Regions from separate parts of the Homo sapiens genome. Here regions 2 and 3 are each linked to region 1. Evidence: chromatin contacts called from ENCODE Hi-C or POLR2A ChIA-PET data. All regions are on one chromosome and are shown on one strand. Each heading gives the region's core, a stretch centred on a gene start or an enhancer-like site at or near the end of the contact. The rest is flanking DNA. Distances are from core to core; before and after follow the strand shown.

The links. Hi-C counts contacts between places; a loop is a spot of excess contacts on that map. ChIA-PET counts read pairs that join two places held with the same protein, here RNA polymerase II (POLR2A). Pooled maps may share reads with other maps.
Region 2: a loop to region 1 is called in a pooled map, with 6 times the contacts of the local background. The contact joins the promoter of MRPL12 here to the promoter of CYBC1 in region 1. A Hi-C loop is called at or near these places in 1 of 37 single-sample maps with no recorded cell type and 6 of 50 pooled maps.
Region 3: a map with no recorded cell type shows a loop between it and region 1 (18-fold over the local background). The contact joins the promoter of P4HB here to the promoter of CYBC1 in region 1. A Hi-C loop is called at or near these places in 2 of 168 maps with a recorded cell type or tissue (CD4-positive, alpha-beta T cell and naive thymus-derived CD4-positive, alpha-beta T cell), 5 of 37 single-sample maps with no recorded cell type and 12 of 50 pooled maps. POLR2A ChIA-PET finds 5 or more read pairs at or near these places in 1 of 52 experiments (GM12878).

The regions. Positions count from the first base shown.
Region 1 is chr17:82,449,066-82,452,191 of GRCh38, reverse strand. CYBC1 (cytochrome b-245 chaperone 1) reads left to right here and starts at 1,440. Exons shown (of 7, transcript NM_001033046.4): 1 at 1,440-1,492; 2 at 2,900-3,022. The coding sequence starts at 2,938. RefSeq lists silencers at 1,380-1,739, 3,050-3,099 and an enhancer at 2,370-2,629.
Region 2 is chr17:81,701,894-81,704,616 of GRCh38, reverse strand. MRPL12 (mitochondrial ribosomal protein L12) reads right to left here and starts at 1,250. Exons shown (of 5, transcript NM_002949.4): 1 at 1,042-1,250; 2 at 187-373. The coding sequence starts at 1,115. It overlaps HGS (hepatocyte growth factor-regulated tyrosine kinase substrate), which reads right to left. Exons shown (of 22, transcript NM_004712.5): 22 at 2,496-2,723. RefSeq lists a silencer at 883-1,262 and enhancers at 1,163-1,766, 1,753-1,822, 1,767-2,370.
Region 3 is chr17:81,859,072-81,862,197 of GRCh38, reverse strand. P4HB (prolyl 4-hydroxylase subunit beta) reads left to right here and starts at 1,663. Exons shown (of 11, transcript NM_000918.4): 1 at 1,663-1,871; 2 at 2,811-3,017. The coding sequence starts at 1,727. It overlaps LOC124904086 (a long non-coding RNA gene), which reads right to left and starts at 1,088. Exons shown (of 2, transcript XR_007065950.1): 1 at 1,059-1,088. RefSeq lists silencers at 1,543-1,762, 1,973-2,072.

The DNA of each region.
Region 1 (3,126 bases), core at 191-2,690:
TTAATGTGGGGTAAAGTACTTCCATTTCTTCCAAGGCTTCCTATCTGTCATGTAGTCCTATACCAGAGTCAGGCTGGAATTTGGCGTCATTGCTACAGAGTCTACTTTGTCAACTTCAAGATCTGTTTTTGTTTTGTTTTGTTATTTTTTATTGAGATGGAGTCTCACTCTGTTGCCCAGGCTGGAGAGCAGTGGCACGATCTCGGCTCACTGCAAGCTCTGCCTCCCGGGTTCACGCCATTCTCCTGCCTCAGCCTCCCGAGTAGCTGGGACTATGAGCACCCGCCACCACGCCCAGCTAATTTTTTTGTGTTTTTAGTAGAGATGAGGTTTCACTGTGTTAGCCAGGATGGTCTCAATCTCCTGACCTCGTGATCTGCCCACCTTGGCCTCCCAAAGTGCTGGGATTACAGGCGTGAGCCACCGCACCTGGCCACCTCAAGATCTGTTTTAATGTGAATGCTGGTCAGCTGTGTGCCTGAATTCCAAAAGGGAGGAGGGAGTGAGGTATGTCTGTCTCCCCCTTCCCATCACTGCCTGAGCTAGTTTTTCAGGATAACTTGGGAATGCTCTTGGCCAAGCGGAAGGGTCCATTCAGATGGTTGAGGTTTCGAATTGCTGACTGTATCCTTGTAGAATCCTTTAGTACAGTCTTGTCTTCCACATTTCCAGTAATTCACTCTAGAAGCTTGTTCACATTCAGGTTAAATTTTTTCTGGCAAGACTACTTCATAGTGTTGTGTACTTCTGATATCTAACTGACCTTTTTGCGATGTTAATTAGCAGTCATTGATGACATTGCCTAGGTCCGTTAATTCATAGGGTGATGTTTTAATCCTACTGTTTCTTCTTCATTTATTAGCGGGAAAACTTCTATAATGAGAAATTCTTCTCATGCAGTATTTGGTTACTCTGCTGTAAATTTCATAAAGGCAGGACAAATGCTTGATGCTTTCCTTTTATTAACCAGGCCACAAACTGGGGTGAGCTTACCAGCATCCTCCAAAGGTGAACAGAGTTAAAAAATACATTATTATGAATTACAGACTGGAGCATCTGAGGATTTTAAATTCACTCGAATTCCTGTTCTTATTCATGCTCAAATCTTCTTTTTTGGCAATGAGAACCGCTTCAGTTTCGCTTCTATGTTAGCAAGACGTTCATAGTCCTTGGTAAGTTCTTTGCTGTCGGATACGTTTCCCCGCACGTTTCTTTTTTTCAAGAAAACTGGCTTCTTTAGCAGGAACCACCCGCCTCCTCCTGCGGCTCCGCCCGGATCCCGGAAATCCGCTCGGCTCCGCCCCATCCAGGAAATGCTTGCGGCCCCGCCCCAATCCCGTAAGCGCGCGCGGCCCCGCCCCCAATCCCGGAAGCGCGCGCGGCCCCGCCCCCGAAAGTCGGCTCGGCTCCGCTCCAATCCCGGAAGTGCGCGCGGCCCCGCCCCCGCCGGTTCGCGTCTCTCTGCTGCGGCGCGGGGACCGCTGTGCTCTCGGTAGGCGGCTGGGCTGGGTGGGCTCCGCACTTCCTTCCCGCTCCGTGCCGCGCGTCCCGGCACCCTTAGGCCCACTCCGGGAGGGGTCTGCGTCCTGGGCCCGCCTGCCGGCTGTTCCGTGTCCCGCCGTGCCCGTCGCGGGCGGCCTCGCGCCTGTTCCGCTGCAGGTTGGCCCCGGCGGCGGGAGCGCCCCCGATCCGGACAAAGAAACGAGCGCTCGGTGCGACTAGCGGCGCGGGCGGCTTTGCCAGCGCGCGTGTGCTTGTGTCCGCGAGTGTGCGTGTGTGTGTGCATTTGGATGTGGAATGCCGGGTGTTTCGGGAGCAATGAGGCAACTGAGGCCCGGGAGGGAGCCCAGTCATATACCAGCATCTAGGATTGGTTTGTGTGATTTGAACCCACTATTTTTTATTTTTTTGAGACACGGTCTCACTCTGTCACCCAGGCTGGAGTCCAGTGGCACGATTTCTGCTCACTGCAGCCTCCACCTCCCGGCCTCAGGTGATCCTCCCAGCTCAGCCTCCTGAATAACTAGGACCACAGGCGTACACCACCACACCGGGCTGTTTTATGTATTTTCTGTGGAGACGGGGTTTCGCCACGTTGCCCTGGCTGGTCTTGAACTCCGTGACTCAAACAATCCGCACGCCTCGTCCTCCCAAAGTGCTGAGATTACAGGCCTGAGCCACCGCGCCCAGCCTGAACCCCCTACTTAATGTCAGAAATTTGATTTGACTTCACAGGGAAAGCCCTGAGAAACTACCAGAACGGGGTCCCTGGGGCCAGTGTTGGGAGCGTACGGTGAAGTGGCAGGGCTGCTGCGCCCGTGCGGAACTCCGCTGTGGAAGATTAGCCCCTTTGGTGACTCGTCGGTTCTGGCCGCTTTGGGACCCTCTACTGTGCAGTCTGAACTTTCAGCAGGTGGAGGAGGGCAGAGAGAGAGCTGAGATCGTTGGTCCATGCCAGTGCGAGAGCCAGTACGGCCGGAAGCCATGATGGGACTTTCAGTTCCTTTCTTGGTGGAGGCCAGCACAGGGGAGAGGGGGTGCCCACAGATGCTAGAAGCTTAAAGGCTGCTGGGGGCTAGCGGCCTCAGGACATAAGGTTTCCAGACAGGACGGGGCAGGTGGTGATGCAGCTGTAGCTCGTGAGTCTGAGCGGGAAACAGCCCCCGCGCAGTCGGTGTCGCTGTGAACGGAAAAGGGCCTTCCTTACACAGGAAACGGGGTCTCTGGGGGATCCAGTGACGTGCCCAACCACAGAGACCAGGTGAGACTGGCTGATGGTGTCTGGGGCTGCAGGTGACTTAGTTGGGGGACCTGCTCTTGGCCTCCAGACTGGGCCTGATGGCGTGGGCGCCTGCCTGTGTGCAGGCCCAAGGGCTCAGCTGCCTCTGTCTGTTCCCAGACCCCTCCTCCTGTAGAGAGTGGTGCTGCCCTCTCGGGATGTACCTGCAGGTGGAGACCCGCACCAGCTCCCGCCTCCATCTGAAGAGGGCTCCAGGCATCCGGTCCTGGTCCCTGCTGGTTGGTAAGGCTCTCCACGTCCCTCCCCAGAACCCCAGAACCGGAAGCCTGACTTTCAAAAAGGATGAAAATGAAACAAAATATTTTCTCTTTTTTCTATTACCTTGA
Region 2 (2,723 bases), core at 1-2,500, 750 kb after region 1:
CAGTGTCCACAGCTGGCCCTCACACCAGCCGGAACCTACTGAGGAGGGGCAACTAGCCTGGCATGGACCTTGCACCTGGACAAACACACTTTTGACAATTTACCAAACTCCCAAAATACACCAGGAACAAAACACAGGGGCCCTGAAACTTCCAGCCCCTGGGTCTGTGCCACCCTCTCACGATACCTTCAGGAGCTCGTTGAGGTCTGAGATTTCCAAGAGAGTGAGGCTGGCGATGTCCTGGACCAGCTGCTGTATCTTGGGGGGGTACTCCTTGGGGGCGTTATCCAGGGGTGCACCAGCGAGGGCCTCACACCTCTGATGGCCGCTGCTCCTCATATGTCGCACGGCACAGACACATGGCACCTGTCGCCTAGCCCCCACCCCCAATTAAAACAGACTTGTCAGTCCTGGAATGGAAGGGGCTGCAGAAACCAGAGGGGCAGGACAACTGGGGGACTGGTGGGTGCCATAAGCTCAGGCTGGTAATCACTAGGGCCGGAAATTACCTAGCTCCTTGGTCCCAGTCCAGGGTTCTCAGACCTCAAGGGGTCCGTATTGATAAGATTTGCAAGTTACTTTAAATTCTTCAAAGAGCCTTAGAAAGCCACGTGTTTATTTGCAGCCATACCACTCAAACCTCAAGTTTCTGGTTTGAATGAACTACATCAACCCAGCGGTGGCGAAACTATTACTTAGGTGCATCTTCCTGCGCAAAGCCTCCCAAAACATGGGGGCCCCTGGCCGCAAAACGCCGCACCCACGGATGGGCCTTTGCTGCGGAAAAGGCTGAGGCCAAGGGAGGAGCAGGGAATCGTCCAAGGTCATCTGGGGCCGACCCCGGCGCTTTCCACGGCCCAGGAGGGAAGGGGCGTGCGCACCGGGAGGCCTCCTCCCCGCGCCCCCGATGGGACCCCCAAGCCCGGCCTGGCCGCTGCAGGGAGGCCGGCCCCGCCGCCCTCCTCGCCCGGATCGACCCCTCAGTGCCCGGCTGCCCCCTAACCCGCCTGCCGGCCCGGACCGCCCCAGGATCCCGCGTACCTGGCAAGGCGGAACGCAGCGGCCCGAAGCCCAAGGCAAGGCCCCCACAGGGGGCGAGCGGCCGCCGGCAGCATCGGTCCGCGGGCTGGAAGGTCACACGCGGTTCCCCGGGAGGAGGCGACGCTCTAGCCGCCTCGGCCGCCGGGCATTCGAGCTGGGGAGGAACGCTCTAGCCGCCACGGCTGCCGGGCATTCGAGCCGGAAATGACGCTCTAGCCGTACCTCGCGCTAGCCTCGTCTCACCCTGAGATTACCCACAAGGCGGCGCGCTGCGCAGACGCAAAAGCGTCGTCTGTGGCGGCAGCTAGACATCGGGCGACCCTCGTCCCGCCAGGTTTTGGGGTCGCGCAAACGAGCGACGGGGGCTGGGGCTCCGGATTCAGGTGTTCTTTCTTCAGCGCTCACGGGTTTCTGTCCGTACGCGATGCGAGCGAACGTCGCGGTCGAGGCTAGGGCCCCGAAGCCCGCAGTAATCCACGTCTCCCGCCCGCTCCGGGCCCCCAGTGCCGCCGTCGCGGGCGGAGGCGCGAGGTCTGGGCTTTGGCGCCTTCGCAGCCGCAGGCGACATCCTCTTTCCTAGCTAAAGCCCCAAACGCCCAGGTGGCTTCCTGGGAGAGCACGGCTGAGCCTCCGCCTTCAGATCAGAACAGGCAGAGCCTCCAAGGGCGGCTTGGGCCCAGTGCCTGCTTATCCTGCCCGTCTCTCCACACTTCTTCTTTCCCTGTCCGTTGGAGTCCATTCCTTCCTGGAAAAGCCAAAGCCGCGCTCCCCTAAGAGGCCTGGATGTGAAGGTGAGTGAGACGCCCTGGCCTCTGGGTGCAAAGGCCGGCGCCTGCCGCTTTCAACACTCAGGAGGCGCGTTTCAGCCCCGCTGGCCCCCGGCCGCAGACTCGGAGCGCTGAGCTCCCACCGTTCCCATCACCCGACTCCCTTCCCAGGAATGAGGAGCACCCGGGAAGCTTCAGCCACTACACGAAGGAGGCGCCAAGCCCAAACTCCTCCCCAGCTACCGGCGGGGTCAGTGCAGAGCCGCGGAGGGCACACATGAACCCTGGCACGCAGCCTCAGGGAGGGGCAGGCTGGAAATGACCCTGCCTGCAGCTGGGCCATCAGCCTGACCACCTGCCCCCTGAGCAAACGTTGATGCAGGTCGGGCGCGGTGGCTCATGCCTGTAATCCCAGCACTTTAGGAGCCCGAGGCAGGTGGATCACCTGAGGTTAGGCGTTCACGACCAGCCTGGCCAACATGGTGAAACACCGTCGCTACTAAAAATACAAAAACTAGCCAGGCATGGTAATGGGGTGCACCTGTAGTCCAGCTACTCGGGAGGCTGAGGCCCGAGAATCGCTTGAACCCAGGAGGCGGAGCTTGCAGTGAGCGGAGATCACCACTCCAGCCTGGGTGACAGAGTGAGACTCCATCTCAAAAAAATTAATTAAAGAAAAAACGCTGATGCTTTCTGAAATACATTTTATTATCGCTGTACCATTCTGGGGCACTGGAGATGGCAGCTGAGAAGCAGAGAAGCTGGAGACCTGAAGCCTCCACCCTTGGCTGTGGCTGCCGAGAGAGGCCCCTGCAGAGGGAGCCCCAGGCCACACCCAGACACCACAGCCAGCTCACAGTGCGGCCAGAGGGCACAGGCTGCTTGGGGGGTGAGGGTCCCCATTCCTGCCACCTC
Region 3 (3,126 bases), core at 414-2,913, 590 kb after region 1:
GAGTGAGCCACACAGCACCTGGCCTCAATATTATTATGTAATCCAACATATGCATACAGAATATTTCAACATGTAGTAGTCAATGTAAAGTTATTAACGAAATACTGTACCTTCTGTCCTCCAGCCCCTACACGCACACTTTTTTTTTTTTTTTTTTGAGATGGAGTCTCGCTCTGTTGCCCAGGCTGGAGTGCAATGGCGCGATCTCGGCTCACTGCAACCTCTGCCTCCTGGGTTCAAGCGATTCTCTTGCCTCAGCCTCCCGAGTAGCTGGGATTACAGGCGCGCGCCACCAGGCCCTGTTAATTTTTGTATTTTTAGTAGAGACGGGAGGTGAGGGGGTTTCACCATGTTGATCAGGCTGGTCTCGAACTCCTGACCTCGTGATCCGCCCGCCTCGGCCTTCCAAAGTGCTGGGATTACAGGCGTGAGCCACCGCACTCGGCCCCGCACACTCAGTCTTAGAAGTTTGATGTGCATTGCGCACTCACAGCCCGTCTCAGGTGGACTGGCCATATTTCAAGTGCTCAGGAGCCTCGGTGGCGGGTCGAGTCGGGAGGCAAACCCAGCTGCTGCCTTCGGAGTGAAGCAGCGCCCAGGGTATTTCCACAGCTGTGTAACAGCTGCGAGGTCTCCTGAGCCGACCAGAGCATCTGAGAAGCACCAGAGAAGGGGCAGCGTCACAGGATTTGGCAACCCGTGGGAAAGGAAGGAAGAGATCGCACAGGGCAAAGGGCCGCTCCCTGAAGGCCTTAGCGGGGAGTACCTTTCCTGCGGCCGCTCCACGCATGAGCAGCGTCTTCCTGGGGCCTGGGAGCCGGCAGGTCCCCGGGGCCCAGGTCCCGCCCCTCCCGCCCGTCTCTCCAGCCCCATTCTCCTAACCACCCGCCCTGTGCTCGTATCCCCTCCGAGGCTTCCTCGCACTGTGCGCACGATTCCCATGCCCAGGCCCTGCCGCCATGCCTCGGTGAGTGTCTCGCGTGACCTCGCGGAGCGCGTCGGACCGGGCCGGCTATCCCACACCGAGCCCACCGCCGACCCTAGGCGGCCAACCCCACCTTCCACGGCCGCCGCCGCACGCTTGACACGCGCGCCGGAAATTGCGTCACCCCAACTTCCGGTCCGGGGGCCGGGGGGCGTGCCAGTTGGGTACGCGGTCCAGTCAGAATGCAACACGAGGGGTTTCGGAAGCGCAGCCGCAGCTCCGCCCCTAAACTGGGAACTCCTCCCCACTGCCACGTTCGACGAAGGAACGCGCAGAGTGCGCGCATCCCTTGGCCAATCAGGAGGCGCAGAGTCCGTGCTACCGAAAGGGGCAGCCATTCCAGACCCGTGGAAGGTGCAGGCGAAAGCCACCAATTAGAAGCCAAGGCAGAAAAAGTTCTTGTCGGGAGCCAATGAGAGGCTAAGAAAGACAGCGAGCGCGAGGTCCTCGGCCAATCCCGAACGAAGGCCAGGGAGCACTCAGGAGCGTTTCCGAATCCGGGGCCAGGCCTGGTGTGAGTGTCCAATCCGAGAGCGGCAAAGACGAGCCTCGAAGTCCGCCGGCCAATCGAAGGCGGGCCCCAGCGGCGCGTGCGCGCCGCGGCCAGCGCGCGCGGGCGGGGGGGCAGGCGCGCCCCGGACCCAGGATTTATAAAGGCGAGGCCGGGACCGGCGCGCGCTCTCGTCGCCCCCGCTGTCCCGGCGGCGCCAACCGAAGCGCCCCGCCTGATCCGTGTCCGACATGCTGCGCCGCGCTCTGCTGTGCCTGGCCGTGGCCGCCCTGGTGCGCGCCGACGCCCCCGAGGAGGAGGACCACGTCCTGGTGCTGCGGAAAAGCAACTTCGCGGAGGCGCTGGCGGCCCACAAGTACCTGCTGGTGGAGTTCTGTGAGCGCCGGGCCTGGCGGGCGGGCGGGGCTCGGGGCCGCTGAGCCAGGCTCTTGGGACGCAGGCACGGCCCGGCAGCCCCCGGGGTCGGGACCCCCGGCGCGCCCGGAACTGAAGGGCTCCCTTGCTGCCCGCCTTGGGGGCCATGTCAGGGGCTCCCTGGGGGTGAGAGCCGGGCTGGGAGCCGGGGGGCCGTCCCGATGCCCGCCCTGCGCACGGCAGGATCTTCCTGTTAGTGCGAGAAGAACAGGATCGACCTGTGTGAGCAAACAGAGCAAGCCAGTGTCCAGCCTTGCCGAGTCCTCCCCGGGGGCCGACCCGGAAGGCGCCCCGCTCCTGCCCACCCCACCTTCAGCTTGCCACAGCAGTCCTTCCGATGGTGTCTCAGAGGAGAATCCCAAGCCTTCCTCACGTCCATAAGGATTTGAGCTCTGTCCCTGGGGTGGGAACCTTGTGCCTGACACAGCTGCTAACTCTATTGACAGATCGTCTTATTCTCACCCTAAGCAACTCAGGGTCTGTGTGCACGGATGTGCATCTCATACTCACAGCTAGTGCTGGTACAGGCCGCCACGGTCACTTCTTCACTTTTGTCTGTAGTCTTAAAGGGAAAGTCTAGGGGAGATCCTTGCCTTAGTTGCCTGTGGGGAATAAGAAGTCAGCAACCATTGAAAGGTTTGTCTGGCTGTGCTGATGGTGACATAGCAGAGTGGGGGCTGGTGTTGGTTGGTGGTAGTTTGTCGTTCACGGCCTCTGTCCTGATATTGCCCAAGAACACCAGGCTATCAGCTCAGCCTTGTGCGTTAGGAGGGGTTATCTTGGTGAGTAGATAAGGTTTTTATGAAGGGAAATGCCAGAGGAAAAAGGGAAGCACTGCTGAGGGATCAAGGCTGCTTTAGGGATCAAGGCTGCTTTCTAGCATCTCATTTCCGCTTCCAGATGCCCCTTGGTGTGGCCACTGCAAGGCTCTGGCCCCTGAGTATGCCAAAGCCGCTGGGAAGCTGAAGGCAGAAGGTTCCGAGATCAGGTTGGCCAAGGTGGACGCCACGGAGGAGTCTGACCTGGCCCAGCAGTACGGCGTGCGCGGCTATCCCACCATCAAGTTCTTCAGGAATGGAGACACGGCTTCCCCCAAGGAATATACAGGTGTGGCTGTGGCACTGCCCTTGAACTGTCTTTAGAGAGGGACTGGCCTGCCGACTTGGAAGGGCAGGGGCAGCTGTCTGAGCGGTGGGGAGGCCGGGTTCCAGAGGCT